2 separate regions of the Homo sapiens genome follow, and region 1 is linked to region 2. A link is a loop called in an ENCODE intact Hi-C map of the cell type or tissue named here. Cell type or tissue: heart right ventricle. All regions are shown on one strand. Each heading gives the region's core, and the rest is flanking DNA. Links, peaks and the distances in the headings are about the cores only. Region 1 overlaps PNISR (PNN interacting serine and arginine rich protein). Region 2 overlaps CCNC (cyclin C).

Region 1 (15,803 bases), core at 7,804-15,803, 140 kb after region 2:
GCCGCAGATAGAACTATACCTGTATGGCATTCTGGGAATGCTGCGAAGACTGGAGTTGGAAACCTTTAAAAGCCTGAATTGTAATCGCCAATTGTCCTATTAGAGTTAATATCTCTATTTTTTTTGTTATCCAACTTGCCTACTTTTTGTGATCCTGCAATACAAAGGCTTGCTTTTATCTTGTTTTTAGCATACAGGAAAGGATCAATCTAGAAGGATTCATTTAGTAAACATTTATTAAATGCCTGCTATGAACTAAGCCTTGGGATACAAAAATAAAGAAGAAACCATGCCCTGGTTATGTGAGTCACTGGTTCTTGAACAGGGTTGTGTATCAGTGTTGGAATAAAGTACAAAGATATTAGACTTGTAAGACTTTTAAACCTTTTATTAGGAATGTTTTCAGACTAGCTTACAGAAAAGTTGGGCTAGTGTGATGATTCCCCCCCATACCATCTCCTAAATTAATAGTTATTAACATAAAGTACCTTCCCTCCCATCTTTTCCATGCTATTTATATGTTAAGAAACCAGGTCTTGGAGGCTGTCTTACTTTCTGGATTTAATACCGTTTATCTCATTTCTTTATCCTTTAAAATTGCTTTATATTGGAAGTAAAATCCAAAAGCTCAGTTGGACTCAGTTAAACATTTTTGATGAGAATTCTTAGTGATTCTGGGAGCATAGTAGACACCTAATAATCTGTAGGGGTGATATTTTGGCAACCTTTGAATTTCTGATTTCTCATCAACTTTTCTTGTAAGGTTTCCTGAATTAATATTTTATTACTTTTGGCAATATGATAGTTTTCTAATTCTGTTCTACATTCTTCATTTTTTTAGCTGTAATTATTTATAAGGAAAAATTTTTCTTCATCTGCTGAAGCTATTTGGTTACTATCTTAAAGGAATCTTGATTGGGGAGAAATGAAATCACTTTTTTCCTACAATCTTCAAAATAATTACATATCCAGAAATTTATATTGTACAAAAAATAGAGTTTTTTTTAAAGTCTTTTTTGAGCTAAATTCATTGTGTTATGCTTGCCACCAAATTCTGAGACCAGCATTAACATAAAATTTTCTACCTCGTTTGGTACCCTAAAAATTCTAGTTGCCTCTGGCAAGCTATTGACAAGAATTTTAGACCTCTGATGAAATAAATGTATCATCATATAATAATTTCTGATGTGAGGTTTTAAGATTAAATAACTCACTATAATTTTTAAACTATGTTTAATTTATTGAAGATAGAAAATCAAGTATATTTTAAAAGAAGGGATGTGGGATCAAGGAGGACAGCCTTGGCAGCAGTGGCCCTTGAACCAGCAACAATGGATGCAGTCATTCCAGCACCAACAGGATCCAAGTAAGGAAACAAATTGAATTTGAAAGGGCGGGGTTGGATATGTGGAAATGGGTAGAAGACACATGATGGGATTAAGGGATATGGAATTGAGATTGGTGTACTGGATCATTTTATGGTCAGAATTTAATCTTCTCATAAATAGCCTTGCCATAGCATATATAGCAGGAAATGGACTTCCCTTTGGAAGACTCTCAAAATGTAGAAAGCTTTTTGAAGATTTTACATTTTTTAAACTGATTTAGTCCTTGTTTTTCTAAAGAAAGAGAAAAGCCTAAAATATGTTGCTTATGGAGAACACTTCTGTGAATTCTGACTCTTAAAGTTGTATATTATATTGAACTGGATGGTGTGCTATATCATTTTAAAATTTCTTTTTGCTGTGGACTATTTCAGGCACACATACAAAGGTAGAAGAGTATAGGGAGCCCTTGTTTATTATTTAGCTTTAACAATTGTTAACTAGTGGCCAATTTTGTTTCATCCGTAAGACCACTTACGTTGCTCTGCCCTCACTGGATTGATCTGATGCTATTTCTTTTTTTAATAGCCATGTATCATTCTATTGTAGGATTGTACCATAATTTAACAAAGCCACTTTTGGGTGTTTTGTTATTTAAAGTTTTTCACTTTTTGAAACAATTAGCATAATCTTGTGTACATATTGTTATTCACTTGTCCAATTATTTTCTTATTAAAAGAGCTAGGTTTGTTAAGTCACGGTAATTTCAGGTGCACATTGCCATGTGTAACCCCATAGGGGTTATGCCAGTGTTTCAAACTGAGAATACCTATTTAATCTTCATTAAAGTAAGATGCAGAAAAACATATCTTATTCTACTTTGTTTACTTTATTAATATTAGATCTTAATGCATTTTTGGGTGGACTTGCAAAATAAAAATTATTAAAAAGATCTTGAAATGTTAAATGTAGATGCTTGGGAAGAGAGGCCAGGTGCGGTGGTTCATGCCTGTAGTTCTAGCACTTTGGGAAGCTGAGGTGGGCAAATCGCTTGAGCTCAGGAGTTTGAGGCCAGCCGGGGCAACATGATGAAACCCCATCGCTACCAAAAATGCAAAAATTAGCCAGGCTCATAACCCAGACTCTACATGGATGGATGGATGGATCATGGATGAATGGATGGATGGATGGATGGATGGATGGATGGATGGATGGATGGATAGATACGTAAAAATTTAGAAATTAAAAAAATGTATCTTGGGAAGAGAGTCTTCAAGATAGTGGGGAAATGAATTTTGAGTAAAGACTGGCTAAGAAGTTGTAGCCAGACTACACTAGTCATGTTTTGGCTAGAGAAGGGAGCCTTATTTAAAGAAGGGCAACCATAAGGAAAAACAGAGTTAGGTAGCTGCTCTCATCAAAGGCCTATAGGCTCGAATGCAGGCCTGGAAAGATAAATAGGACATGTTGAAGGAAGAAATGATAGCGTTTGATTATTTTTGTGGTGATTTTTTTTTTGTAAAGGTGATGACATTTAAAAATTCAGTAAACTAAGATGCAGGGGATAAATTTTATATGAATTAATATTAGAAATGGGTTAAGAGTGTTTTTTGTGGAGTTCTTTCCTGAAAGTGTAAGTAGTTTATATTATTTTTTAGCCTGAATATGGGTTATTTGCTAAGTACCCTTTCAGACACAGTATGCTTTAATATTTAAGATCTCATTCAAAAAAAATTTTTCTAATTTCCCTCATACCCTCTCTGTCTGAAATATTTAAGATCTAAGGAATAGTTGAGCTGCTTATTTTACATAGAGGCACTATTCTTTTAACTCCTACATTCTGAATGCTGAAGTCAGTGTTAATTTACGTTAGGCCAGATTGATTGGGCTGCATTGGCCCAAGCTTGGATTGCCCAAAGAGAAGCTTCAGGACAGCAAAGCATGGTAGAACAACCACCAGGAATGATGCCAAATGGACAAGATATGTCTACAATGGAATCTGGTCCAAACAATCATGGGAATTTCCAAGGGGATTCAAACTTCAACAGAATGTGGCAACCAGGTTTGTTGTTTATGTTTTCACAATTTTAAGACTTTTAAAAAACAGAATGAAGATTATTATTAAATTTTTTAATTTGCTTAGTTGTATGACTTCTGGAAATTAATGCTTCTTAAAGAATAGGCAGTTTTCAATTTGATTTGACTTTGACATTTTGTGGTTAAAATTATTCTGTACTCATTCTGCTAGCTTTGTGGCACTCAGTTTGATTCTTTTCTTGGTTCTTCATTCCTAGGCTGACAGGGGCTGGGAACACTCTGGAAACCTCACTTGGCATCTAGGGAAGAGAGCATTCTTTGTCTCTCTATTGCAACCTCTGGCCTTTTCAGAAGCAGCACTGGCAGAGTAAAACATGTCTAGCCTCTAATTAAAGAAAAATTGTGTCACTGTGTGACAAATTAGTCTGTCAAATATACTCTGCCCCTACCATCCGCCTACCTTTTTCTTCCCTTTTTTTTTTTCAGATAGTGAAGATCTTTCATAAGTTTTTGTGTGTTTTACTTTTTTGTTTGTTTTATTTCACAGTATGATGTAGATTTCTTGATGCTAATTCAGTCTTCCATGGCTTGTGTTATTCCTTTTTAATAGTCACTTGAAACTATGGAGGAATCAGCCTCTCATTTGGGTATGCTGATGGTGAAGTCATAACCTCCTTTCCCTATTAATACTTTTTGTTTCTCCTTATAAGAATGGAGACCTCAGTCGAGACCAGCCTGGGCAACATAGCAAGGCCCTGTCTCTACAAAAAAAAAAAAAAAAAAAACCTTAAAACTTAGTCAGGCATAGAGGCGCATGCCTGTAGTCCCAGCTACTTGGGAGGCTGAGGTGGGAGGATTGCTTGAGCCTAGGGGATTGAGACTGCAATGAGCTGTGATCACGCCACTGCACTCCAGCCTGGGTGACAGAATGAGTCCCTCATTTAAAACAAACAAACAAAAAAAACGAGAATTCAGATTACTTTTAAAAACATAAATATTCTAGTCTTTGATACTGTGAGGTGGTTCATTTCTAGCTTTCTTGAAAGTGAAATTTCCCCACATTTGAAAATGTTTTAGTTCCTAAGTTTAAGTTCTTAAATGACTCCCGCGGGCATCCCTACCCCTTAGTTTTACTCTACTTTGTGACCCTGGGCAAGTGATTTACCTCTGTGTGCCTCGATTTTCCCTCCCGAAATTGGCAAAAATAATACCTAATTTCTCCCTACCTCACAGGGATGTTGTGAGGATAAATGTGTTCGTGTAAGAAAGAAATTATATAAAACCTCAAGGTATTATTTTTGTGGTGTTGTTACTAAACAAATATAAAAATTCAACAAAAATAGTGCTTTGGATTTTGTTACATTTGTTAAAAATAACTTTGGGCATTTGGTTAGGATATGAATTAGAGTGGAGTTAGCTCATTTTGAATTATATATGACAGTTTAGTTCATTGCTTATTTTTAAGATAAACAAAAGGAATTTGACCAAGAAGTCATAAGTTGTTTTTTAAATCTGTATGTTTACTGAAAAATCTTTCTTGAGATCTTAAAATTCTGTGTTGATTTTGTTATAACCGCCTGTTGAATGTTTTTATGCCTAAATCTTAAATAGAATGGGGAATGCATCAGCAACCCCCACACCCCCCTCCAGATCAGCCATGGATGCCACCAACACCAGGCCCAATGGACATTGTTCCTCCTTCTGAAGACAGCAACAGTCAGGACAGTGGGGAATTTGCCCCTGACAACAGGCATATATTTAACCAGAACAATCACAACTTTGGTGGACCACCCGATAATTTTGCAGTGGGGCCAGTGAACCAGTTTGACTATCAGGTGAAAGATATTTTGTTGCTTTAATATTGTAGATGTGCACGTAATCCATTCTTTGGAAGTGTCTCATCAAGAATACCTAAGATACGTGTTTCACTTTTCAGACTTGTATAAATAAGCACATTCTGTCTCAGTTATCAATTTTTGAGTATTAAAATAATTAGAATTTGTTTTCTGATTTTTTTATTTCATTAGGAAAATGGTATAAAAGATCATTACGGAAAACTTTTGAAAAAATTAAAAATGTATAAGTGCAATAGCTATATGATGTTTTATTTTCTAATTTATATTTCAAAATGGTATATTTAAATGTTAAAGACTAGAGAATGCACAGTAATTGAATATAGCTCATGGTTAAGACATGAATAAAAAATATAGATCATTTTCCTAAGTGTAATTCCTTGTGCTATGTAGAATTATGACTGTTTTTCTAGTGTCATTTTTTTTCCATTCTGACATGACATGTTAATGGAATTGTATATAATTTCCTCTGTAGCATCCAATTCATTCCTAGGGACATAGAACTCTGTGGGGAATAGTGTTGTATGTTGGGCTTTATTTACTTCATTCCCTCTGCCAGGGTCTACCCTTAAATTATAGTGCTAGGTGTCATTTTGAAATAACTGATTGCAATTATTAACTTATAAACTGCTATCATAATTTAAAATTTTGAAAGAATTATTTCATGAATTCTAGGGTAGATTTGATAATGGACATCTAGTATTCACCTTGAGATGGTAATCCTCTCATTAATAAATATTCAGATACTTGTATACTTGGTATACAGATACAACAGTTTTTATGTTGTTTGAAGAAATATAATGGCAGGGAGCATCTGCTTACCCTACTTTTGCATGGTAGATCCCATGTAAACAAGACAAAGAGCTGTATTGGCAGCTGGCCTAGAAAAGCCTCTGAAAATAGCAAAATTGCAGAAAATATTTAATGATTCATTAACTTCTATCTTTGCTTATAAATGAATATATCTGCAAGATTATAGAAACAGCTTAAGTTGTTTAGTTCACTTTTTGTTCACTGTAAGTAGGATGTTGAAATTGACAAAAATGTCTAGTTAAAGAGAAATTAGTATCTATTTGATGTCTTAGTGTTGGTAGGATTAGCTTGTAAATGGATTCAGAATGAAAAATTTCATATACTTCTTGAAAGTAGCTTATCAGCTGGCTTTTAGAAGCCTCTTTGCATTTACATAGCCGGAAAATCTTAAGACAAGTAAGCCTAGGTTCTTGGGACCATAGAAGTATCGGTGGATATTAGAGCCATGGAATTCTTGGATGTGCTGCACACATGGATTTCTACTGTCCCAGTTCATAACACACGTGTGTCCCAGAGAGTATATTGTATTAATTTGAAGAAAAAATAAACTGCAATACTCTTTCAGCATGGGGCTGCTTTTGGTCCACCGCAAGGTGGATTTCATCCTCCTTATTGGCAACCAGGACCTCCAGGACCTCCAGCACCTCCCCAGAATCGAAGAGAAAGGCCATCATCATTCAGGGATCGTCAGCGTTCACCTATTGCACTTCCTGTGAAGCAGGAGCCTCCACAAATTGGTAGCTATTTAACTTAGTTTAGTGGACCACAATTGGCATGACTTTTTTATCATATAAAAAGGATGTCTTGTTTTCTTAAAATTGTTTGAGTATCTCTGATGTGTTAGGAATTGACACTTTATTTTTTATGGTCATAAAGCTTAAAATTACAAAAATGATACTGGTCTGAAATTAAAAGGTTTAAATAATTTTATTTAAACCTTTACATTAAATTCCAGATTTTGTGATGAAGTGAAAATTTATGCTAGCCATAGCATGTTGGTATTTTCTTCAGTGTAGGCATTTCAGTACATTATACAGATATATGAGCCCTTCTCCTTTTAAATCTAATTGTTCAATCTCTGTCCACTCTTAGTTCATCTGATGCACTGCTGTCAGATTAATTTTCCTCTGGTTATTTCACTTCCCTTAAGTATTTTGGCAGAAAATTTCAATTTTTTAAATAACATTATAGAGCCAGCCTATTTCAAGTGACAAATACATATTTATGCCACTTTATATCTGGAAAGTTCTAAATTGTTCAGTATTTAATGGACAGGAGCATTTGTTAATAAATCTTTACTTTTTACATTTTAGGAAGATTCTAACTTTACTCCTTTTTTAACTTACTAGCAAATCACTTAATTTTTTCGAGTCTCAGTTTCCTCACCTGTGGAAAAAAGTGGAGTAATAGTAGTGATCTCTGAGGGCTTTTGTAAGGATTAAATTAGATGATGGTTTAACATGCTTTCATTGTGTCCTGGCAGATTGTAAGCACTAGAGCAGTGGTCCCTGCTGTTACTAAAAGTGATGGCATTGAAGAAAGGCATGATATTTAATGGGATATTTTTTAAATTTACTCACAAGTTTGTAGAAATATTTTACTTAACTGACTTGCGTATATTTTTCCCACGTGAAACAGACGCAGTAAAACGCAGGACTCTTCCCGCTTGGATTCGCGAAGGTCTTGAAAAAATGGAACGTGAAAAGCAGAAGAAATTGGAGAAAGAAAGAATGGAACAACAACGTTCACAATTGTCCAAAAAAGAAAAAAAGGCCACAGAAGATGCTGAAGGAGGGGATGGCCCTCGTTTACCTCAGAGAAGTAAATTTGTAAGTAGAATCCCCAACATGAAACTCCATGTGAAAATCTTGGTTGTGTGAAAACTTTACTGAAATAGATATTTTAGCCTATAGGAAAGTATTAGAGTGATGTTCCTAAGATTACGTTCATTAAGTATATTGAGGATTCTGATTTTATATATGTGTTACTGAAGATACAGTAAGGAGAAAATGGGACAACAAGTTTATAAACACTTCATTCCAGAGAGCTGGCTAGATCTTGATAAACAATCTGTATTCATTCATTGTGGTACAGATGACTCCCTGGTGATAGATTATAAAACAAAGCTACATTAAAATAGTAATAGAGAAATAAAATCTCCCTCTTTTGAACATTTAAACATATACCTGAGGATGTAATAATTTTGATTGTTTTTGACGTGAGCACTGGAAGTATAACAACATTTTAAGTCTTCAAATCTTCCTCAGTTAGATGGCTTGAGTGGTTTAGGAACTTTTTTATTCAGCAGGTATGATAGCCACAGCACTGGCCAGTATGCAACTCAGGAAATTTGTCTGTCTTGCACGGCCATTTTCTGCTTTAGAAATAAGTCTCAAGAAGAGCAAAATAACTAGATTTTGGCAGGTATTAGTTTTGCTTCAATTCCATAAATTACTTTTATTTTTCCCAAAAGATCTATGCAAAATCTGTGTTTTTATTCTAGATGTTAAATAACAAAAATAAGAAGCAACAGAAAGACACTGCTAAAGGTTACTCTTTTTTTTTTTTTTTGTCTTTTTAGGCAGTTGGGGGATCAGGGTCTCACTCTGTTGCCCAGGCTGGAGTGCAGTTGCACAATCATAGCTCAGCGTAGCCTTGAACTCCTGGACTCAAGCAATCCTCTCACCTCAGCCTTCCAAGTAGCTAGGGCTACAGGCGCACACCACGACTCCCACCTAATTTTTGTATTTTTCGTAGAGACGGGGTTTCACCGTGTTGCCCAGGCTGGTCTTGAACTCCTGGCTTCAAATGATTCTCCCACCTCGGCCCCCCAAAGTGCTGGGATTACAGACATTAGCCACTCTGTCCAGTCTTTTTTTAAAAAAAAATCTTTACATGAAATAGTGGTGTTCCAAATTTTTTTTAAGCATCAAAAATTGTTTGGAAATTTTCCTTCCTCTTTTCTCCCAAATGCCTGTGGGATTGTGTTACATATATTTTTCCCCTGGTTCAGGTAGTCTTTCCACAGTAGTATTTAGGTGGTCATCTTGTCTTTTACTTAGTGGGATTATTAAAAGTGACTAGGGGACACTTCTCTGACAAAGGAAAGGGTCACATGCAATCTGGATCCTGAAACCTAAAACCATACAAAGACAGGAGACAAACTGCTGGCATTTGTTTAATCTGAAGTAGACCTCATTTTTATCTTTTTATTATGAGCTAAAAAGAAGCATGTTTTACTGAGTTTCAGGGCCAGCTGAGATCTTGGCCCTGAAAAATCTGATTAGAGATTTTTCATTTTAAGTCGTGCAACTTTAGGTAAATAGCTTAAATATATAGCTGTAAAAGTTATACTGAATAATATGTCTATGGTCCATTTATCCAAAGTTCTATAAGTGTCTCATTTCAGGCCCATTATATGTAATAGATAGTAATTAAATCAGTCTCTGGGCATTATGTTTTTCTGGGTATTTATAAAATAAGGTTAAAATTGACTAAGGGAAAAGTAAAATTGAAAAAACAATTTATTTTCCTAAGCCTTCTTGTAATCTTACATTTTTCCCAGGTTATACTTTTTAAATTATCAAATGAAATCTGTAGTAAATGTAATTTAGATAGCAGTTTCACTCATATTTCTGTTTCATAGACTTTTTAATTTGGGGTTTAAGATTTTCTGTATGTAAGATAAGGATTTTACATTATACACATGAATTTGGACTACCATACTATTGTTTTTTATAGGATAGTGATGAGGAAGAAGAAGACACTGAAAATGTTGAGGCTGCAAGTAGTGGGAAAGTCACCAGAAGTCCATCCCCAGTTCCTCAAGAAGAGCACAGTGACCCTGAGATGACTGAAGAGGAGAAAGAGTATCAAATGGTAGAATGTTAAAGTTCTTACTATGTACATGGATTTATTTCGTTTGCAATTTTTTTTGGAGACAATATTAGAGGAAAAAACAGAAACTAGAACTGCTGACCAGTATTATTAATTGAAGAGATACTCCTTTTAACTTAAAACAATTATAGAAACCTTTATTAATAGGGACTTTTTTAAATGTTTTGATTTCAGGCTGGGGTAATCCTAGTACTTCAGGGGACCAAGGCAGGAGGATTGCTTGAGTCCAGGAGTTCAAGACCAACCTGGGCACTGCAGTGAGACCTTGTCTCTACAAAAAATTAGCCGGGCATAGTGAGGTGCACCTGCAGTCCCAGCAACTCAGGAAGTTGTGGTGGGAGGATTGTTTGAGCCTGGGAAGCAGAGGTTGCAGTGAGCCGAGGTGGTGCCACTGCGTTCCATCCTGGGTGACAGAGTGAGACCCTGTCTCGGAAAAAAAAGAAAGAAAAAAGTGTTTTGAATTCAGTGTGTCTACTATACAGATACATTTATAATATTTTTTTCTTTGATCCGTATGATTTCGGAATATTTATTTATTTATTTATGGAGATGGAGTCTCGCTCTGTTGCCCAGGCTGGAGTGCAATGGCAGGATCTTGGCTCACTGCAACCTCTGCCTCCTGAGTTCAAGCAGTTCTCCTGCCTCTGCCTCCCGAGTAGTTGGGATTGCAGGTGCCCACCACCATGCCTGGCTAATTTTTGTATTTTTTCAGTAGAGACAAGGTTTCGCCATGTTGTTCAGGCTGGTGTCGAACACCTGACCTCAGGTGATCCGCCCACCTCGGCCTCCCAAAGTGCTGGGATTACAGGTGTGAGCCACTGCACCCAGCCTGGAATTTTGTTGAAGTTTTGATGTTACAGAAAAATGTTCAAGATACTTTATTCCTTGAAATGGCTGCTCTGATGTCTAAAAATATTTTATAAAATGGTTTTGTGGCTGGGCACGGTGGCTCACGCCTGTAATCCCAGTGCTTTGGGAGGCCAAGGCAGGCAGATCACTTGAGATCAGGAGTTTAAGACAAGCCTGGCCAACATGGTGAAACCCCATCTCTACTGAAAATACAAAAATTAGCTGGGTGTGGTGGTGCACGCCTGTAGTTCCAGCCACTTGGGAGACTGAGGCAAGAGAATCACTTGAACCCAGGAGGTAGGGGTTGCAGTGAGCCAATATCACGCCAGTATGATCCAGCCTGGGCAACAGAGTGAGACTGTCTGAAAAAAAAAATGGCTTTGCATTTTAATATTTTTGAAGATGTCACACTATTAGTAGCTATAATAATTAGAAATACTGTATAAAATGCTCTTTTTTAGATGTTGCTGACAAAAATGCTTCTAACAGAAATTCTGCTGGATGTCACAGATGAAGAAATTTATTACGTAGCCAAAGATGCACACCGCAAAGCAACGAAAGGTATATTTTGGTGTTTCTGGTTTTGCTTTTCCTGGGGTATTTTGGTTCTGATGACTATTTTGGCCTTTTTTTGTTGTCCTTGTTGGATTTCTACCAGATATTTGAATATTCTCTTGCATGTTTTAACTCTTAAAGATTAGATTCGTAGACACCATATTAAAGCTATACAAATATTTTTGTTTTATCTGACCTACATGAGTACAAATTAGCAATCATGCTGTTTTCCTCTAAAATGTATTGTGGAAAATTCCAGGTGTTCAGTTTATTTCACCTGATTTTTTTTAATAGATAACATGGCATTGTTGTGTGACTTCTGATACAGTTTATTTTGACTAATGAATTTTGAATTATCTACCTACAATTTTTAGTTTACCACTTATCTCTTACAGAAGCAAGTGATTTCCTACCCCTAGATTTTTAGTAACACCTTAAAAATGTATTGAAAACAAAAATTAAGTTACATGTCATAATCTCAGAAGTAGACATACAGATATACCTGTCAACATTTTTTCTCATTATAAACCAATTTCAGCTCACATCAGAGTTATAATTTCAAAGCCAGACATGATACTGGTTTAAAATGAATGTTATGTTTTTAATGTTTCTTCTCTCCCCAAAAAGCAGCAATAGTAGTAGATTTAACAATACCATAGACTCATGACTATGAAATCGTGGCTATTTGTGTTAACATGTTGTTCCTGTTGTTGATGTGATACAAAGCTCCTGCAAAACAGCTGGCACAGTCCAGTGCACTGGCTTCCCTCACTGGACTCGGTAAGTGTTTTCCATATTTGTGAGAGGGCCTAAAGGGAAAAATCACACATACATTGTCTCTCTGCGTGTTCTATTTTGAAACTGTATTAGTCCTACTCAGTTTATAAAAACCTAGGTCTTAGGGTTATGTCATCCTGTCTAAAAAGGTTTGCCTATTTTTTTGACTAACGCATTCACAGTGAGAAATTTATAAATGTGATGGTTAATTCATAGTTTATTGGGGCAGGTTATATTGGAAGATTTCCTTATTGCTCCAATATATGCATTTTATATATATATAATTATATATGAACACCTATAGTTTGTACTTAATAATTCATAATTTAGCCATGATAGTATCTAAGCTCACTTTCAGAATTATTGCATACATGCCTTAGGGAAGAACCTATCCACTAATGCTTTTAATAACTTACATAGATTGTGTTGCGGCAAGTCAAGTTTTAATATAGAGGAAAGGGTTTATCTTATCATAGTAAAATAGTAGTGATGTGTTCATAATTTACTATTTGCATGGTATATTATCAAGGCTGTAAAAGCTTGAATTTGCCTTTTCCACATCTTCATTTCAAATTAATTTTTGTGAGGACCCAGAGAAGTGGGTAGAACCAAATGCCCATGTGGTTTTGTTATGGTTATTTAGATCATTTCAGGGTGGGGAGTATTTTCAGCACCATAATATTTCTGTACCAGGGAGATTATAGTATTCTAATTTTTTTAGGGAAAAATTGCTTAGCTCTAGGGATTTCTAAACTTTGAACAATAAAAGTTAATTTTAGAAATACTTTCAGGGTCATCATTAAGCTTTAGCGTGGCTTTGTTACTGCCCTGTTAAGTAGTTTTGTTGGTTAGTATGGACAGTACAGCAAACCCATTATCATTCCTTTACAGTGAGAAAAATATGAAATAGTCCAGAAAGAATAAGATATTAAGTAACCTTTGCCTGAAGGTTCTGTGAACTCCTTAAGCGTTTGAATGTATACTTCTCCCCACCCCGAATAAGCGTATTCTTCTGGGAAAAGGCAATGAAAAAAGAAATGAACTTTCTTCTCAGACCTTGAAAAGTTTTTAGTGCATAGTATAATTTTTTTCATATGATAGACTGAGCTTTATGCACACAGGTGGACTGGGTGGTTATGGATCAGGAGACAGTGAAGATGAGAGGAGTGACAGAGGATCTGAGTCATCTGACACTGATGATGAAGAATTACGGCATCGAATCCGGCAAAAACAGGAAGCTTTTTGGAGAAAAGAAAAAGAACAGCAGCTATTACATGATAAACAGATGGAAGGTGTAGTATACCTTTTAGACTTAATTTTGGTCCAGTTTTGTATTTCTTTTTATTTTTTAACTAACCTAAAAATATCAAAGGATAAAATAAAGGCTATATTATAAATAATATGTGATATAACTGAAACTAAAGTCACAATTTTTGTTTGGTTGTTTTAGGAGCCATTTATTGCAGTGGCTATAAGCCAAGCTATTTAGGGTATTTTTATTTCTTGCTAAAAGTCTTGAAATGAAAAAGATGACTTTTGAAATGGGAAAAATATATTTGTAAGACTATTGAAAAGTAATTTGTAGCTAGGATATATAAGGATAATAGAGAACCTAGAAGTTTTTTACTTAAGATACTTTACCTAATACTAGGAATAACAAAAGAGAAAATTTACTTAGAATTTCTTCTTTGAAAAATCTAAGGTAATTAAGAGTTAGCAGCTAAGACTTCTCTATAAACCACTTACTTACCTTTAAAATTTTGCTTTAGTTGGACAAAAGGGAAGTCTTTTCCTACTTGCCTCACACCCACCTCTACATCTTGATACTGTATTTTGCTACACTGTCCAGGAGGGTAACGTAACTAACTACAAGCTATAGAGAACTTGAAATGTGGCTAGGCATGTGCTGTGGGTATAAATTACATGCTAGATTTCAAAAACTTTACTTGAAAAAGAGAACAGAATTTTTTTAAATTTATTATGTGTTGAAATGATAATATTTTTGGTATATTGGGTTATTTTACCTGTTTCTTTTTACTTTTTTAATGTGGTTACTAAAAAATTTTGAATTACTTACATGGCTTGCATCGTAATTCTATTGAAAATGGTGTTCTATTGTTACAGTCTGGTAGCTTGACATTTGGTAGTATGAGAATTTTACATGAACATTTTCTTAGTGTTTTTGTCTTTTTCTGTTTCAGAAGAAAAGCAGCAAACAGAAAGGGTTACAAAAGAGATGAATGAATTTATCCATAAAGAGCAAAATAGTTTATCACTACTAGAAGCAAGAGAAGCAGACGGTGATGTGGTTAATGAAAAGAAGAGAACTCCAAATGAAACCACATCAGTTTTAGAACCAAAAAAAGAGCATAAAGAAAAAGAAAAACAAGGAAGGAGTAGGTCGGGAAGTTCTAGTAGTGGTAGTTCCAGTAGCAATAGCAGAACTAGTAGTACTAGTAGTACTGTCTCTAGCTCTTCATACAGTTCTAGCTCAGGTAGTAGTCGTACTTCTTCTCGGTCTTCTTCTCCTAAAAGGAAAAAGAGACACAGTAGGAGTAGATCTCCAACAATCAAAGCTAGACGTAGCAGGAGTAGAAGCTATTCTCGCAGAATTAAAATAGAGAGCAATAGGGCTAGGGTAAAGATTAGAGATAGAAGGAGATCTAATAGAAATAGCATTGAAAGAGAAAGACGACGAAATCGGAGTCCTTCCCGAGAGAGACGTAGAAGTAGAAGTCGCTCAAGGGATAGACGAACCAATCGTGCCAGTCGCAGTAGGAGTCGAGATAGGCGTAAAATTGATGATCAACGTGGAAATCTTAGTGGGAACAGTCATAAGCATAAAGGTGAGGCTAAAGAACAAGAGAGGAAAAAGGAGAGGAGTCGAAGTATAGATAAAGATAGGAAAAAGAAAGACAAAGAAAGGGAACGTGAACAGGATAAAAGAAAAGAGAAACAAAAAAGGGAAGAAAAAGATTTTAAGTTCAGTAGTCAGGATGATAGATTAAAAAGGAAACGAGAAAGTGAAAGAACATTTTCTAGGAGTGGTTCTATATCTGTTAAAATCATAAGACATGATTCTAGACAGGATAGTAAGAAAAGTACTACCAAAGATAGTAAAAAACATTCAGGCTCTGATTCTAGTGGAAGGAGCAGTTCTGAGTCTCCAGGAAGTAGCAAAGAAAAGAAGGCTAAGAAGCCTAAACATAGTCGATCGCGATCCGTGGAGAAATCTCAAAGGTCTGGTAAGAAGGCAAGCCGCAAACACAAGTCTAAGTCCCGATCAAGGTAGTATACTTTTTAAAGTATTTTGTCTGATTTTTAAAAAAAATTGACTGAATTTATTCAAAGTTGAAAGTGTCCTTTCTCTCTCTCTTTAATAAACTCAGTTTGGTACTTGATAAATAATCATAGTCTTAAATGTTAGAAATCCTATATAATATTATTTATTTAAAATTGCAGATTTTTAATTTAAAATACATTTTTATTTTTAAATTTTGTCTTTTCCCTTTTTTTTCAGATCAACAACCCCTCCCCGTCGTAAACGCTGAGGAATGATGTGGCAAGAATGCCATGATGTTCTTTAAAAAAATTCCATGAGTTTTAAGGGCTTGTCTCATTATAGAGGCACATTGTGGCTGTGTAGGTGAAACCAGAATCTTTTTTTTTTTTAATCTGTAAATAGGTGTACTTTTTC
Region 2 (15,872 bases), core at 1,344-9,343:
AAAGGAAATAAATGTGTGCAAAGATGGGAAATCTGGCCCTCTCTGGAGGAAATATACAATCAGATGAGGTAGTTCTGCTTTCAGTAATAATATGATTTACATTTCTATAGGAGGATAGTGAATGATACCTACAGAACGGATCTTTGCCTACTGTATCCTCCTTTCATGATAGCTTTAGGTATGTAAGCATGGTGTGCCTTTATGAGTTAAATTGTTATAAACTTATTTAGGTCATCCTAAACTAAATTTCACCCTATTGTACTTTATGTTTTTATGTTCCATGAAGTAATAGACTAATCCTTGCATGTGAGCTTTCAATAATATGAACTGCAACTGTCATAAATCAGGATTATTATTCCCCCACCCCCTTTTTGGTAAGTTTTTTTTTTTTTTTTTTGAAACCATTCAAAATAGTTTTAATCGGTGTCTGAATAGAACATATTTGTTTGTTTAGAGGGAAAAGTTCAGAATTAAGCCAGCTAATATTAGTTGTAGCATGTAAAATAATTGGGGCTTTCATATCCTGAGCCCAAACAAATACTCAGAGGTTGAGTAAAGGAGCATCTGTGGTCCATAATGCTTGGCTGGAGGAAGACGTTAAGTACATTCATTCTACAGTCTGTGGAAAGCAGTGCTGTAATGGGTGGAGTCAGATAGTCCTAGGCTTAAACTTTACCTCCTTTACAATTGTGGGAAAATTATCTGACCTTTCCGTGTTTGTTTCCTTAATTGTAAAATGGAGAGAATACTAATAATTCCACTGAGCCGTTTGAAGAATTAAATGAGATAGGTTGTAGAGCACCAAATAATGCCTGTTATATATTGGGCACTTGTTAATTTTTGTTCCTTTTCCTTCTATTGATTTTTTTTTTTTTTTTTTTTTGAGATGGAGTCTCACTCTGTCTCCCAGGCTGGAGTGCAGTGGTGTGATCTTGGCTCACTGCAACCTCTGCCTCCTGGGTTCAAGCGATTCTCCTGCCTACAGGAGGATTATAGGTGTCCACCACCATACCTGGCTAATTTTTGTATTTTTAGTAGAGACAGGGTTTCGCCATGTTGGCCAGGCTGGTCTTGAACTCCTGACCTCAGGTGATCCACCCTCCTTGGCCTCTCAGAGTGCTGGGATTACAGGCGTGAGCCACTGCACCCCAGCCCCTTCTATTGATTTTTATAACTCCATCCTCTTGATTTTCCCCTCTTATTTTCCATTGGTTTGTCTTTGTTCAGTTGTTCAATTATTCCTTAAATGTTGATGTTTCTTGGCCTTCTTACATCAGGGCTGACAAATAGGTTATACTTACACTTCTGTATTACTGGCAGTTCCCTGAAAGGACTGGATTTGAAAGGATTTTGAGTGGTGTCCTACCCAGTGGGTAGGAATACTGGGATCTGCATAGGTAGGAAGGAAGGGATAACAGAACATGTGTCACATCTTTGCCATCCCTGCTGTCTTCTTCTTGGGTACTTTAACTGAGATTCATGGCTTCTACTATCACTTACATGCCGAAACATTTAAATCTCTTTATTTAGCCAAGATCTTGCCACTTGGCAGTTCTTTATATCCATCTTCCTTTTACATAGCTCCGCTTGGCATCCCACCAGCACCTCAGACTCATGATGAGGATTGAGCTTATCACTTTGCCCCAAAATATGTTCCTCCTTTTAATGTCTTTGCCAGTTTGGTGAATAGCACTAGTTATATACCTTAGTTGGAAACCCAGCAGTTAGGCCCTTTCATCTCCCTCAATACCCACATGTAGTTGTTTACCAGTACATTTTGTGCCTTCCTCTCGATTGTTCCTTCTGTAATCTCATAGTCATCTTCTCATTTCTATCCATGTTACCACAGCAGTCTCCTAACTGGCTTATTAGCCTCCAGCACTCCCATCCTCAGAGAGCCTGTCTATCTTCCAAACTGTTGAGCTAGGCTAGTGGTTTCACCTGGGGATAATTTTGCCCCGAGGGGACATTTGGCAATGTTTGGTTTTAGTTGTCATAACTAGGGTAGGGTGCTACTAGCATCTAGTGGGTAGAAGCCAGGGATGCTGCCAAGCATCTTGTAGTATTCAAGACAGTGTCAAAGAATTGTTCAACCTAAGATGTCAGTAGTGCCAAGATTGAGAAACCCGGAGCTAGCCAAATTCGTCTCCCAATTGATATACATACTATTCTCTTCTCCCACTCTCATTTTTTTTTTTTGTAAGACTTGGCTTAGATATCAGCTCTTCAGTGACCCTCCCCCACCCTTTCAGCATCACCTCAGTCTGGGTTTAGGATGCTTCCTCAATCTTCAGTGTACTCTATGCATGCCCATGTTAATAGCATTGTCCACTGTATTTTAATTTCCTGTTTTTATCATGTCAGTCATTTGGTTTTTTTTAACCTCTTCTTGACCTAAGCCCTACTCATAGCTTTGCTTGACTTAGGGCAACCAGTGTGTCAGTTCACATTTGAGTTGCTATTTGCCTAGAATGTCATCCTTAGCAAAGACATGGATAACCAGACCACGGAGTATAACTTAAGCTGGAGTGGGTTAAGGGTATACAGGCTGCTCAGTAGAAATTGTTTTAGGCAAAATTATGATGTAGATTCCTCTCTTTTGTTAGTTTATATTGTATATAACATATATAACTAATATTGTATACAGTATATTACATTTATTTTCTAACCTTTATTTGATTACAACACTGAATTCTGTAAGGATGTGCCCAGCTTTCACATAACTTGATCATGTGCTAATAATGAAAAGGAAGAAAAAAGGCCAGGCAACACTGCTTTTAACTGAAATGTGGAAACACAGTCAACATTGTTAAAACCTAGTATATTAATTAACATTTTTGTTTGTTTTGTTTTGTCACACTGACTTCTGGGTGCAGTTTAACGGCTACTTTGTACACTACTCAGGGATAACTTCCCTTTTCTGCTCTCCTCATTGGATGTTTTTCCTCTTTAACGTGCCTGACTCTCAAGGCAACTGCACCATGACTAGCACGCAGTGAGGACCAGATGTCAAGAACTTGATGTAATCTAGTAATTTTTTCTGTCTCGGATTACATTGATGAGATGGTCAGTGGTAACTCTCATATGTAGCTGTTTAATGTTTTTTAAAGAGTGTTGGAAAATACACAGGAAATAGTGAAAAATCTTTGTTAGATCATATATTCTGTGTTTGCAGTTAAACATGGACAGTTGTCTCTCATTTTCATTTCAGCTTGCCTACATGTAGCCTGTGTTGTACAGCAGAAAGATGCCAGGCAATGGTTTGCTGAGCTTTCTGTGGATATGGAAAAGGTATTCCCTTAGTTGTATGTAAACTTGGATGTTTAAAAATTAATGTCATATTTACTTATCATGAGCCTAAAATCTTGTGATGTCCACCAGGCTAAGAAGATTATTGGTTACAAAATATTAAGAAACATGGGCTGGGCATGGTGGTTTGTGTCTGTAATCCCAGCACTTTGGGAGGCCTAGGTGGGCGGATCACCTGAGGTCAGGAGTTCAAGACCAGCCTGACCAATATGGTGAAACCCCGTCTCTACTGAAAATACAAAAATTAGCTGGGTGTGGTGGCATGCACCTGTACTCCCAGCTACTCGGGAGGCTGAGACAGAATTGCTTGAACCTGGGAGGCAGAGGTTGCAGTGAGCCAAGATCGTGCCACTGCACGCGAGCCTGGGCAACAGAGCGAGACTCCGTTTAAAAAAAAAAAAAGTTTGGTAGGAAGAGTTAATGCTGATTATTTAAGTTATGTATCTCTTTTCAGTTTAGGATTAAACAGAATGGTAAACTTTTGGTTTAATTGGTTGCAAAGTAGCCTCTCATTCCCAGGATTATTTTAAAAGCTCCCTGGTAACCACTGAATACTACTGTGAACTTCTGTAACATAGCCTATCTCCTGGCAGAATGGCTTTTGCTGTGTTTCTAGCTTTTCTGCTCAAGTGTTAAATGCATTAAAATTAATCCTAAGGTTAGGTTCTACTCAGGTGGGAAAAAAATAGCTAATTTGTTAACTAGTTGTTTCAAATTTGTAGCTGCCAGTTTTTGAGCACCTTAATGTATGTGTAGTAACAGAGAATCAAAACATCTTTTGTGCACTACCCCCGATTAAGTTGTTTAAAATAATTTATACTAGAGGAGTGTGCTCTATAGTGGTATATTCCCTCATGATTAGAACCTTTATTCTTAGTATGTTTCAGTTTAAAAGATACCATCAGATGGAAGGAAATCAGCTGCAGAGATAGATAAGAATGGACAATGCACACATGCTGAAAAATGAGATGCTAGAAGGAAAATCCTAAACAGCACTGTGGTGAAAAATACTGCTTTCAAATTTATCAGGATTTAAGGACAGAGACTATTTACTGTTTTCTGAGGGTTGTGTAGTGATGTATGCTCTTTATATAAAAAATGTTGCTTGTTTTTGCCACTGAGAACTTTTCAAATATTTTCTTCTAGATTTTGGAAATAATCAGGGTTATTTTAAAACTATATGAGCAGTGGAAGAATTTCGATGAGAGAAAAGAGATGGCAACCATTCTTAGTAAGATGCCAAAACCAAAACCACCTCCAAACAGGTACTTTGTAGACTTTAATTATTGATGTCATTTAATCATATATCATACTTACTATATTTTTCTTAGATTATGTTGTTTTGTAGTTTTTAAAACATTTCTTCCAAAACTTCATGATCCATGTTAATTTTATTTTTTAAATTTGTGATTTGATTGAGAATGTCTCATTTAAAAAAATCACTAATCTGATTAGTAACTTTTCCTAATGCAGTGGAGGTATATTACAGGTATCTCTCAACATATGGTCATATACCATAAATTTAAAGCTGACAGAATTAGGTAAGTTCATCTGAAATTCAGGGCAGAATTCAGAACTATAGTAGTTTCATGTCAGTTTGATTCTGTGCCATCTTTTTTTTTTTTTTTTTTCACTGCTGGCTATTGTCCTGTTTTATAAATTTCAGTAGCAATTTTCAAAAATTTCAATGAATGATCTGATATTGTAAAGATAAAGAATTTTGGTTTTTAAGTGACCCTAAGGTCCATGGCACATAAGAATATATTTTTGCTAAAAATGAATCACCTGTGCTAAGAGGGTTTTTTTTGTTGTTATTGGGGTGTATGTGTGTGTTTTAAGTAAGATGTGTTCATTTAGTTCAGTGGTTCTCAGCCCTCACTGTGTATCAGTTCATTTGGGGCAGGGAGAAAAAGTCAGAAGGGAAATAAAGAAATGCCATCCATCTTAATTGTTTCTTTAGAAAAATGATTGTTATATAACAAGATAGATTTATGGATTGCTACTCATAAGTTAATGTTACAATTTGGAAAAAGTTAATACTTTATTCAAGGAGCTGTTTAAGGCAGTCATTCAAACAGCTACCTTTGGATGCATTTTTTGCAGAAATTCCCTGAGTGATTCTCCACTAGTGGCAGGGCCTGAAGCTGCAAGATGATGGTGGACAAGATAAGGCAATAATCCTATTGCCAAAGTTACTGGTATTTTCAGTTTTAGTTATTTTTAAGTATTCAGCATTTTTATTTTAAGTATTCAGCATTTTCCAGGAAATTACCATATTTCTTGCTGACTTATAAAGGTTTGCTGTATTTATATATGATTTTATTATGCCTTTGGACAACAGTTTTGGTTTTTTTTTTTTTTTGAAGAACACTTCTTGTTTTTCATAAATAGTAGGAATAGGATTTTATATGTAAGATTTAATTTTATAGGAAATTTGTTTAGAAGAAGCTGTAATCTCTATGTTGAGTGATACCTGTAATAACAATGAAATCCCATACCCTAATTTAAAGTTTTTGAGTATATATGGACACTAACTTCCAGAATGCTTGTTATATGTGAGGGCACAAAGTTATATAAGAATAAAAACATAAAACCAATGTTTGTTAGTCTTCTGGATTTTAATTTTTCACGTGTCTTATAATGAGGAATGTCTTTGTTTTGTATAGTTGTGCCACAGAATAATGAATTTAAAAGTCAGTAGGCTTATCAGGGTGTAAAAATGGATCTTTTAATTGGTATAAAATCTCTTTCTTCCCCATTTGAACAGTGAAGGAGAGCAGGGTCCAAATGGAAGTCAGAACTCTAGCTACAGCCAATCTTAAAACATTCCGAAGAATTCCATAGTGGACCACTTGGAAATAAACCATTGGACAGATTTCAGTAATGTCTTCAGTGGAACACAAATGAAAATGAATAGCTTGTTTCTGTCAAGCATATTGGAAAGTGATTTTATTTTTGCAAAATAAGTTTTTCTTTAATATGATTCTAGTACATAATTGATTAAAATCTCTTGATTATAAATGTTTGGAAAGGTTCTAAGGGGACCTACAGACAGACATACATAGACATTTCAAAATTAATAGCTTTTGATTAGTATAATATTTCTTAATTTGGATAATAAAAATTGTAGCTTTTTATTAAGCCAGGAAACATGAAGCATAATTTGTTTAAAATTCTCTTTGGTCATTGAGGGACCAAAAAAGGACGTAAAATTTACAGTCAATCTATGAGGGTTTTTTTCCCTCCATAAGTTTAACTTTAAAACTGTATTTAAGGAATCAAATCTTACAAAATCCTGGAAGATTTTGGTAATGATGTTGATAATTTCAGGGAAATTAATCAAGTACCTATATTGATTTAAAAGTGTATTTTATTCAGTAGTTTGAGGATCTTGCCATGGAAGATACTAGCCCAGCCTAGCAGAAAAGTGCAATATGTATAGCATACTTTGACATTTTAAACATGATAGTCCATAACCATTTTGAAATGCTGGGCAAACTACATGAAGTTATTTATAATTAATTCACAGCTAATCAGGCATTTTGAAAGCTTAATTGGATTCAAAAACCATAATGTTGGAATTTGGTAAAATTTTAATGTTGATTTTTACTGTGAAAAGGTTTTTATAAGATATACACACCCTAGTTTAATGTTGTGTCTTGGTGTGGATTTACAGATTTACTACAGGTATTCTGAACCAGGAACACAATCAGGTTTCAGGCCAGTTTGATACTGGCTGTCCTTAATTCTAATATGAGAGTAGGACATCATACTAAATGTTATGTCAGTGGGACTGTACTGTCTGTGGAACTTAGCAAATTAATCATTTTCTTCAGACTTGAAGGAGAGTGATAAATAAAATTTGGAGTCATAGGATATTGATGCACAATTTAAGGATTAAACATTTTTAATCAATTGTGGATGATGGCTTATTAAATGTTGACTTCCTAGTATAAAACTGCAAGAATAAAAGTAACTTCTCCAGCTGTATCGACTAGTGTCTTGAATTTATCTTTTTGAATTTGCCTGATGTTGTTTTTTGAGAATTCTTCTTCCTTTAGTTAAGTGTTAAAGCCTTTTATAGGTTGTCAAGGGGGTAATTTCAAATCATTACAAACAGATTTTAAATAGAAAATTTATTTCTGATGGAGCGTATCAAATGAGCTGGAAAGCGAGACTGTGTAAAGTCAGACTGATGACATATATAGGTTTCCTGGGCTTAATAAGAAAAAAAGCTCTCCTCAGGTCTGAAGGAATTAATGTTGGGCTTAGGTAAGACCTATAGTCTTTAAGTGTTTATTTTTAAAATTAATACCATGCCTCATAGTTTTGTTTTCAGTCTCTTATTGTGGAAGATTTAAAACAACATATACAGGAGTAAAGTAAGGAACCTCCATGTACCTATCATCTAGCTTCAGTAGTTATCAATTTATGGCCAATTTCATTTCATCTAAACTCCCACCCACTTTCCGTAAGTTGCCATCCCCCATCTTATTTTGAAGCAAATCCTAGATATCATATAATTTTATCCATAAATATTTCAGCATATATTCCTAAGAAATAATAGCTCTTTAAAAAAACTAAAAGTATTATTGTGCCTCAAAAAGAATTAGTAAAAATAATATCAGATTTTCAGTTATTTCACAAGTATAAAAATTGTTAGAGTTCTAGTCAGGATCTAAATAAGGATCACATATTACAATTTATTGACAAGTCTTTTGTCTTGTTATTATTTTATTTTCTTTTTTTTTTTTTAGATGGAGTCTCACTCTGTCGCCCAGGCAGGAGTGCAGTGGCGCAATCTTGTTCACTGCAACCTCTGCCTCCTGGGTTCGAGTGATTCTCCAGCCTCAGCCTCCAGAGTAGCTGTGTCTACAGGTGCATGCCACCACGCCTGGCTAATTTTTTGTATTTTTATTAGAGACAGGGCTTCGCCATGTTAGCCAGGCTGGTCAGGAACTCCTGACCTAAGTGATCTGTCCACTTCAGGCTCCCAAAGTGCTGAGATTACGGGCGTGCGCCACTGCACCCAGCCATGTCTTTTTAAATTCATGAATTCCTTCCCAGTCACATTTTTAAAATTCCTGTTTTTGGTTTGCTTGTCTACTAAGAGTCTCTCACCATCTGGATTTTGCTGATTGCATCCTTGACATGCCATTTAATGTGTTATTTTCTCCTCTATATTTTCTGTAAATTGGTAATTGAATCTACAGGCTTGATCAGATTCAGGCTTGCTTGTTTGCTTGCTTCCTTTTTTTCTGTCTTTTTTTTTTTTTTAGTAGACCACTGTACAAATTAAGTAGTGGTCTTTAATCAGGAGACATAAAGTGGCTGGGTTTCTCTATGATTTAATAGCAGCCATTGATGATATGTATTGTTTTTAAAAATCCAATATTACCATAGTTGTCCAGTATGATAGCTACTAGCCACATGTGGTTATTGAACACTTAAAACGTGGCTAGTGTGAATTGAGATGTGCTGTAAATGTAAAAATATATGTTGGGTTTCAAATAGTACAAAACAAAATAATATAAAATCTCTAATTTGTTTATAATGATTACATATTTTAAATATTTTGGATACATAGGATTAAATAAAACATTAAAATTAATTTCACTTTCTTTTTAAATTTTTTAAGTGTAAGATTTAAAATCATGTAATGGTTTGCATTAAAATTATATTGGGCCAGGTGCAGTGGCTCACGCCTGCAATCCCAGCACTTTGGGAGGCCGAGGCAGGTGGATCACCTCAGGTCAGGAGTTCAAGATCAGCCTGGCCAACATGGTGAACCCCCATCTCTACTAAAAAATAAAAAAAATTAGCCAGGCTTGGTGGCAGGTGCCTGTAATCCCAGCTACTCAGGAGGCTGAGGCAGGAGAATTGCTTGAACCTGGGAGGCAGAGGCTGTGGTGAGCTGAGATCATGCCACTGCACTCTAGCCTGGGCAGCCTGGATAATGGAATGAGACTCTGTCTCAAAAAAAAAAAAAAAAAATTCTATTGGACAGTGTTGCTGTAAGACATTATAGAGAAAATGTTAGACCCCTGTCCTGTTCTCCCTACCTCTCATTCCCATTCTCCAGAGGCAGCCACTTTCAACTTTTAGTCACTTCTCTGCTGTTTACTTCATTTCCAAGTGACAAGGTTTTAATTATAACATTTATTTGAACACTTATTAAAAATGTGCCAATTATGTTCTAAGCTCTCTGCATTTATGAAGTAAATTCTTAGAATGATCATTTTAAAAATGATGAAACTCTGGAGCAGAAATATTAAGTAATTTACCCAGTCACAGATTAACTAAGTGACAGAGCTTGGATTAGATTCTAATTCTTAGTATCTGGGCATTTGATCAGACGTGGTGGCTCACGCCTATAATCCCAGCACTTTGGGAGGCTGAGGCAAGAGGATTGAGGCCAGGCATTCGAGACCAGCCTGGGCAACAAAGCGAGACTCTGTATCTGTTTATTAAAAAATAAATAAAGCATTTTTTAAAACCTGGGCATCTAATCTCCAAATATATTAGCATATTGCCTCCTCTGCTTACAATCCCCTCATTTTTTCTTTTTAATTATAAATATTATCTAACTCTCTGCTATGGAAGATGAGGATTTTGCTTTTCATACTTCTCCCCCTATTCTCCTTCCCCAACCTGATCTTACACTGGGACTTCTACTCCTATCATCACTTAATTGTATAATTTTTTTAAATTCATATCGAATATATAAATGTACATAGATAATATTGTCTTCTATAGCATACCATGATTACATTTTCTTTCTTTTATAATATTTTTGTATCTCTGGAAGTAGTAATTGCCTTGGTTGTAATTTGTTCAACTTCATTTGTATCTTCTATTAATTGATCATCAGAATCGTTTGTCATTTTTTATTCTCCAAATCACAGGGAGACTTCTTCGAGTTCTACGGCCCTCAGTCAGGACTGACTACTGTCCAAATAACACAGTTGTCATAACAGAATTGATCATATTGGGACTTCCCTTTGTTTTCTCTTGCATTTAAGAGATATGGGGAATCCAAGTCTTTTTCTTTCACGATAGATAAGGTCTCCCTCTCTCACCCAGGTTGTAGTGCAGTGGCACGATCACAGCACACTGTAACCTTGAACTCCTGAGTTCAAGCAATCCTCCACTTCAGTGTCCTGAATAGCTAGGACTATGGGTGCACAGCTAATTTTTAAATTTTTTGTGGAAATAGAGGTCTCACTGTGTTTTCCAGGCTGGTCTCAAACTCCTGGCCTCAAGTGATCCTCCTACCTCGACCTCCCAAAGCCCTGGGATTACAGGCATAAGCCACTGTACTTAGCTGGTAATCCAAGTCTTTTAAGTAGTACCTTGTTCTGGAGAGTGCAATGGCTTCTCAAAATTCTAAGGATATTAACTTAGGTTTTTTGGTTGTTTTAAAATTTTCTTTGTTCCCTGCATTAACACTACAGGTTGAGCATCCATAATCTGAAAATCTAAAATCCAAAATGCTCCAAAATCCGAAACTTGAGTGCCAACATGATGCCACAAGTAGAAAATTCCCTATCTGATTTTATGAGATGGGTCAAAACTTTGTTTCATGCACACAATTATTTCAAAATACTGTATAAAATTAACTCCAGGCTATTTGTATTAAGTGTACATGAAATATAAATGAATTTTGTTTAGACTTGGGTCCCATCCCCAAGCTATCTCATTATATATAGGCAGATATTTCAAAATTTGAGACACTTCTGGTCCCAGCTGTTTCAGATAAGGGCTATTAAACCTGTATTTCCTTTAAGTTCCTTTTTGCTGTTTGGTTTGGTCATAGTCTTTCAAGTTAGAAGCTTGGCCGTAATTATCTCAGGATCCTTCATATTTGAGAGACACAGAGAAAGCTATCTGGAACATCTCTGTGTACATGGGTAGGACTTTTCAGTGGTGAGCTTCATTATAGGTAAGGGAACAGCAAAACATTTTCCTCAGCCTCACACCCCCAGCATTGTTTTTTAAAGGTTTTTCTTCAGGATGGGTCAGTTTTTCTGGAGAGAAATCTATCTCAGGTAGTAGGAGCTGAGCTGTCAGTTCTCAGAGACGAAATAAGGCAAGAAGCTAGCTCATTGTTCAGTATGCAGAGTTTCACTTTATCTCCTTGTTTTCAGTAAGGAGTCCACTGCCATTTCGGCCCCCAGATGTTTAGGAGTTTTCACCTGCCATCTTTACCCATTAATGTTAAATTAATGCAAACAGTAACACAAAATATCAGCTGCCTACAAACAGGTATCATATTGTACATATTCACACAGTAAGAATAGCAGCAAAGTATTAAATATTTGACATGTTATCTGATTTAATCTTCAAAACTTTACTGTGAAGTAGGAACTATTATTATCCTTATTTGGATTCACTTCAACCACATTCTGCCATTATAATACCTTATTGGCCGGGTGTGGTGGCTCACGCCTATAATCCCAGCACTTTGGGAGGCCGAGGCGGGCGGACTGCCTGAGCTCAGGAGTTCGAGAACAGCCTGGGCAACACAGTGAAACCCTATCTCTACTAAAATACAAAAAATTAGCCAGGTGTGGCCAGGCGCGGTGGCTCACACCTGTAATCCCAGCACTTTGGGAGGCCGAGGTGGGCAGATCACCTGAGGTCAGGAGTTTGAGACCAGCCTGGCCAACATGGAGAAACCCCATCTCTACTAAAAATACAAAATTAGCCAGGCGTGGTGGCAGGTGCCTGTAATCCCAGCTACTCAGGAGGCTGAGTCAGGAGAACTGCTTGAACCCGGGAGGCGGAGGTTGTGGTGAGCTGAGATCGCGCCATTGCACTCCAGCCTGGGCAACAAGAATGAAACTTCACCTCAAAAAAAAAAAAAAAATTAACCAGTTGTGGCAGTGTGCACCTGTATTCCCAGCTACTTGGGAGGCTGAGGCAGGAGAACTGTTTGAACCCGGGAGGCGGAGGTTGCAGTGAGCTGAGATGGAGCCACTGCACTCCAGCCTGGGCAAGAGAGCGAGACTGTCTCAAAAATAATAATAATAATAACTTATTAAAATTTCTCTTTTTCTTCTTATCCTTTGCTCCTGGAGAAACTTGTAGCATTAAAAAGTGGTAGTGATAAAATTATATTTTTCCATTAATAAATTGCTATTTTTGGGGACACCGAAAAATATTTTTTACTGGACGGTAGGATAAGCATTCAATTTTTTGTGTCTAATCATACAAAATTTCTCATAGATTAGCTGCTGATCCTACCTCTATCCAGTATTTCTATGGCATACACATTCTAGATAGCAAAGGGGCACATTATCTCAGAATCCAAGAAACCCCACTGAGATCATAAGCACAGAAGAAAGATTATGTGAATGAAAGAAACCTGAGATATTTTGATTAATTTAGAACTCTGAGGCTATCCACTGTTGCCAGTTTTTTCAGGACATCTTTCTCCTATTCCATTATGAAAGAGATGTAGAGTACATATAGCATTTAAAAATATAATCTGGCTTTTCTCATACATATCTGAAACTTTTGATCTACCCTTATATTATCAAAGTAAAAGTGATATTCTCCCATTACTGAAATAAACAGACATTTATTAAATGATGTAGTAAATCATATGCTGTATATTCACATTTTGAGGTCTCTGATACTACAGACCTTAATAATGGTTTTACTCATAAGAGTTTTGTTGGCATAAGGCCAGGTGCTGTGGCTCACGCCTGTAGTCCCAACACTTTGGGAGGCCAAGGCAGGGTGATTACTTGAACCCAGGAGTTTGAGACCAGCCTGGGAAACATGGTGAAACCCCACTTCTACAAAAAATAGAAAAATTAGCTGGCTGTGGTGGTATGTGCCTGTTGTCCTAGCTACTCAGGTGAGCTTCCCAGGAAGTCAAGCTGCAGTGAGCTGTGATCATGCCACTGCACTCCAGCCAGGAGACAGAGTGAGACCCTGTCTTAAAAAAAAAAAAAAAAAGACTGTTGTATAAGTCAGTGCAGTTTAAAAAGTATAATTTGTCCAGAAGCAGAGGTTGCAGTGAGCGGAGATAGCACCACTGCACTCCACCCTGGGAGAAAGAGCGAGACCCTATCTCAAAAAAAAAAAAAAAAAAAAAAAAGGCTGGGTGTGGTGGCTCACGCCTGTAATCCCAGCACTTTGGGAGGCTGAGGTGGGTAGATCACAAGGTCAGGAGATCGTGACTATCCTGGCTAACACGGTGAAACCCTGTCTCTACTAAAAATACAAAAAAAATTATCTAGGCATGGTGGCGGGTGCCTGTAATCCCAGCTACTCGGGAGGCTGAGGCAGGAGACTGGTGTCAACCCAGGAGGTGGAGCTTGCAGTGAGCCAAGATCATGCCACTGCACTTCAGCCTGGGCAGCAGAGTGAGACTCCGTCTCAAAAAAAAAAAAAAAAAAAAAAACCATATATATATATATATATATATATATATATATATATATATATATATATATATGTATATACACACATAAAATTTGTTAAATCTTTGTATCAGAATGACAACTAAAATTGTCTTTCTAAGTTCGATCTAATATAGAAGATACATTATTCTAATTTATTAACCCTTTGTTTATTTGGGTAAATAGAATACATTATCAAGTTTTTTTCTTAAAAAAAAAAAAAAAAGGGTACCAGGAATCCAAAGGTATATAGTCTTGTTCAAGTGTAGCCAAGTGGGGACAACAGTCCCTGTCCCATGCATACAAAAGGTAAAAATAAGTGCTTACCTACCAAACATATTAAATAAAATTGTCAACAATACTGTTAAAGCCTATTGTGTTCGTCTCCCTTCCCCCATTAGAAACCATTCAGAAGTAGATATTTTTATAATTTATTTATACTTACACTATATATGTCCATATGCCTAAATAATAATATATTTTGTATGTTTAAAAACTATACTGGCCAGGCATGGTGTCTCATGCCTGTAATTCCAGTGCTTTGGGAGGCAGAAGCAGTAGGATCAGTTGAGGCTAGGAGTTCGAGACTAACCTGGGCAACATAGCGAGACCCTGTCTCTACAGAAAGTGAAAAAACTATCCAGGTGTGGTGGTGCGTGCCTGTAGTCCCAGCTATTCTGGAGGCTGAGGTGGGAGGATTGCTTCAGCCCAGGAGGTATAGGTTGCAATGAGCTGTGATCTTGCCACTGCATTTCAGCCTGGGTAACAGTGAAAAAGCTTGTCTTAAAAAACAAACAAACAAACAAAAACTATACAGTATATGTTTCTGTAATTTGCTTTTTTCCCTCAACATTGTAAGAGTCATCCATGTTAATACATGTACCTCTGATTTTTCCATTTTCACTAATCCTGTCATCAGGTGTGTCTAATTGGCCATTAAACCTATCTACCTTCTATTGGGTGTTTAATTTCAGTTACTGTAATTTTGTTATCTAAGTTACTGAATATATTAATCACAGTTATTTTAAAGTCTGTGTCTGAAAACTCCAATCTGTAGATCTTCTGTGGATTTGTTTCTCTTGTCTTGTTTTTCCATTATTTCTCAATCATAAGGTCCTATTGACTGCCGTGCCTATTAATTTTTGATAGAATACCTGAAATTGTATGTGAAAATTGTAAGGTGAAATTGTATGTGAAAAATTGTAAGGAAAATTTGTGGCTGTAGCTCAGGGATCTACAAATTATGCCCCATGGACCAAATCTGACCTGCTACCTGTTTTTGTCTGGCTTTAAGAATGTTTGCTGTATGTTTAAATGATTGAAAAATAATCAAATGAAGAATAATATTTGGCAACACATGAAACATAAAATTCAAACCTAAGTGGCCATAAGTAGAGTTACTGGAATAGTCACATTATATATTGTCTGTGGCTGCTTTTGTGCTGCAACAGCAGAGTTGAGCAGTTGCAACAGAAACCTAATTGGCCACAAGACTAAAAGATTGATTATTGCCAACCTCTGTTCTAGCTAGATAATGGTATCTTTCTCTAGAGAGGATTTACTTCTGGTAGGCCCTTAAGATATTAGGAAGATCACCTTAATTCATTCAGGGATTTAATTGATTCAAAGCTTGTTTTGAGTTCTTGTGGGGGTTGTGAATTTCTGGTTCAACTCTACTTCTAGGGCATAGCCTTTTCAGGATTCCGACTAAAAGCCTGATGTATTTACCCACAATCCTGTTCCTTGATGGGCCCAGTACTTCAATGTTGGTTCATTGTCTACAACTTTCCTTCTCCCTGAGATTATGGCTCTTATATATGTGTATGTGTGTGTGTGTGTATATATATATATCTTGACCTCAGTCAAGATACAGAACATTTCCATCACCCTAGAAAGTTCTCTCCTTGCCTTCATATATGTGTGTGTGTATATATGTATATGTATATGTATACATATGTATATATGTGTATATATACACACACATATATGTGTATATATACACACACACACACTGACAGAAATATATATATTTCTGACATTGTCCTTATAGGTACTACAAGAATGACTGCATGAGTGAGTCTAAAAATACACTACATGGGTCTAAAGAGGCACAGACAAGAGAAAACAGGTTTATTTTGCCACCAGTGCATT

What was found. Hi-C counts contacts between places; a loop is a spot of excess contacts. Peaks named below come from ENCODE experiments on the same cell type or tissue, not always from the same donor. Only the 100,000 strongest peaks of a DNase experiment are listed, where the experiment ranks them.
Region 1: it touches region 2 in a loop (3-fold over the local background); 4 of 110 quality-filtered maps call a loop at or near these places.

Annotation. Positions count from the first base shown.
Region 1 is chr6:99,400,135-99,415,937 of GRCh38, reverse strand. PNISR (PNN interacting serine and arginine rich protein) reads left to right here. Exons shown (of 12, transcript NM_032870.4): 3 at 1,248-1,366; 4 at 3,199-3,387; 5 at 4,974-5,197; 6 at 6,594-6,765; 7 at 7,667-7,857; 8 at 9,770-9,907; 9 at 11,236-11,335; 10 at 12,056-12,109; 11 at 13,228-13,398; 12 at 14,308-15,803. The coding sequence starts at 1,279. The coding sequence ends at 15,398. Among named protein-coding and RNA genes, the nearest start is that of COQ3, 14 kb to the right of the region's middle. RefSeq lists an enhancer at 12,744-13,943. In heart right ventricle, for the core only: no CTCF peak of the experiment used is centred there; no DNase peak of the experiment used is centred there.
Region 2 is chr6:99,533,814-99,549,685 of GRCh38, reverse strand. It overlaps CCNC (cyclin C), which reads left to right. Exons shown (of 12, transcript NM_005190.4): 9 at 111-178; 10 at 3,212-3,291; 11 at 4,456-4,574; 12 at 6,077-7,299. The coding sequence ends at 6,131. It also overlaps the pseudogene TSTD3. Among named protein-coding and RNA genes, the nearest start is that of USP45, 26 kb to the right of the region's middle. In heart right ventricle, for the core only: no CTCF peak of the experiment used is centred there; no DNase peak of the experiment used is centred there.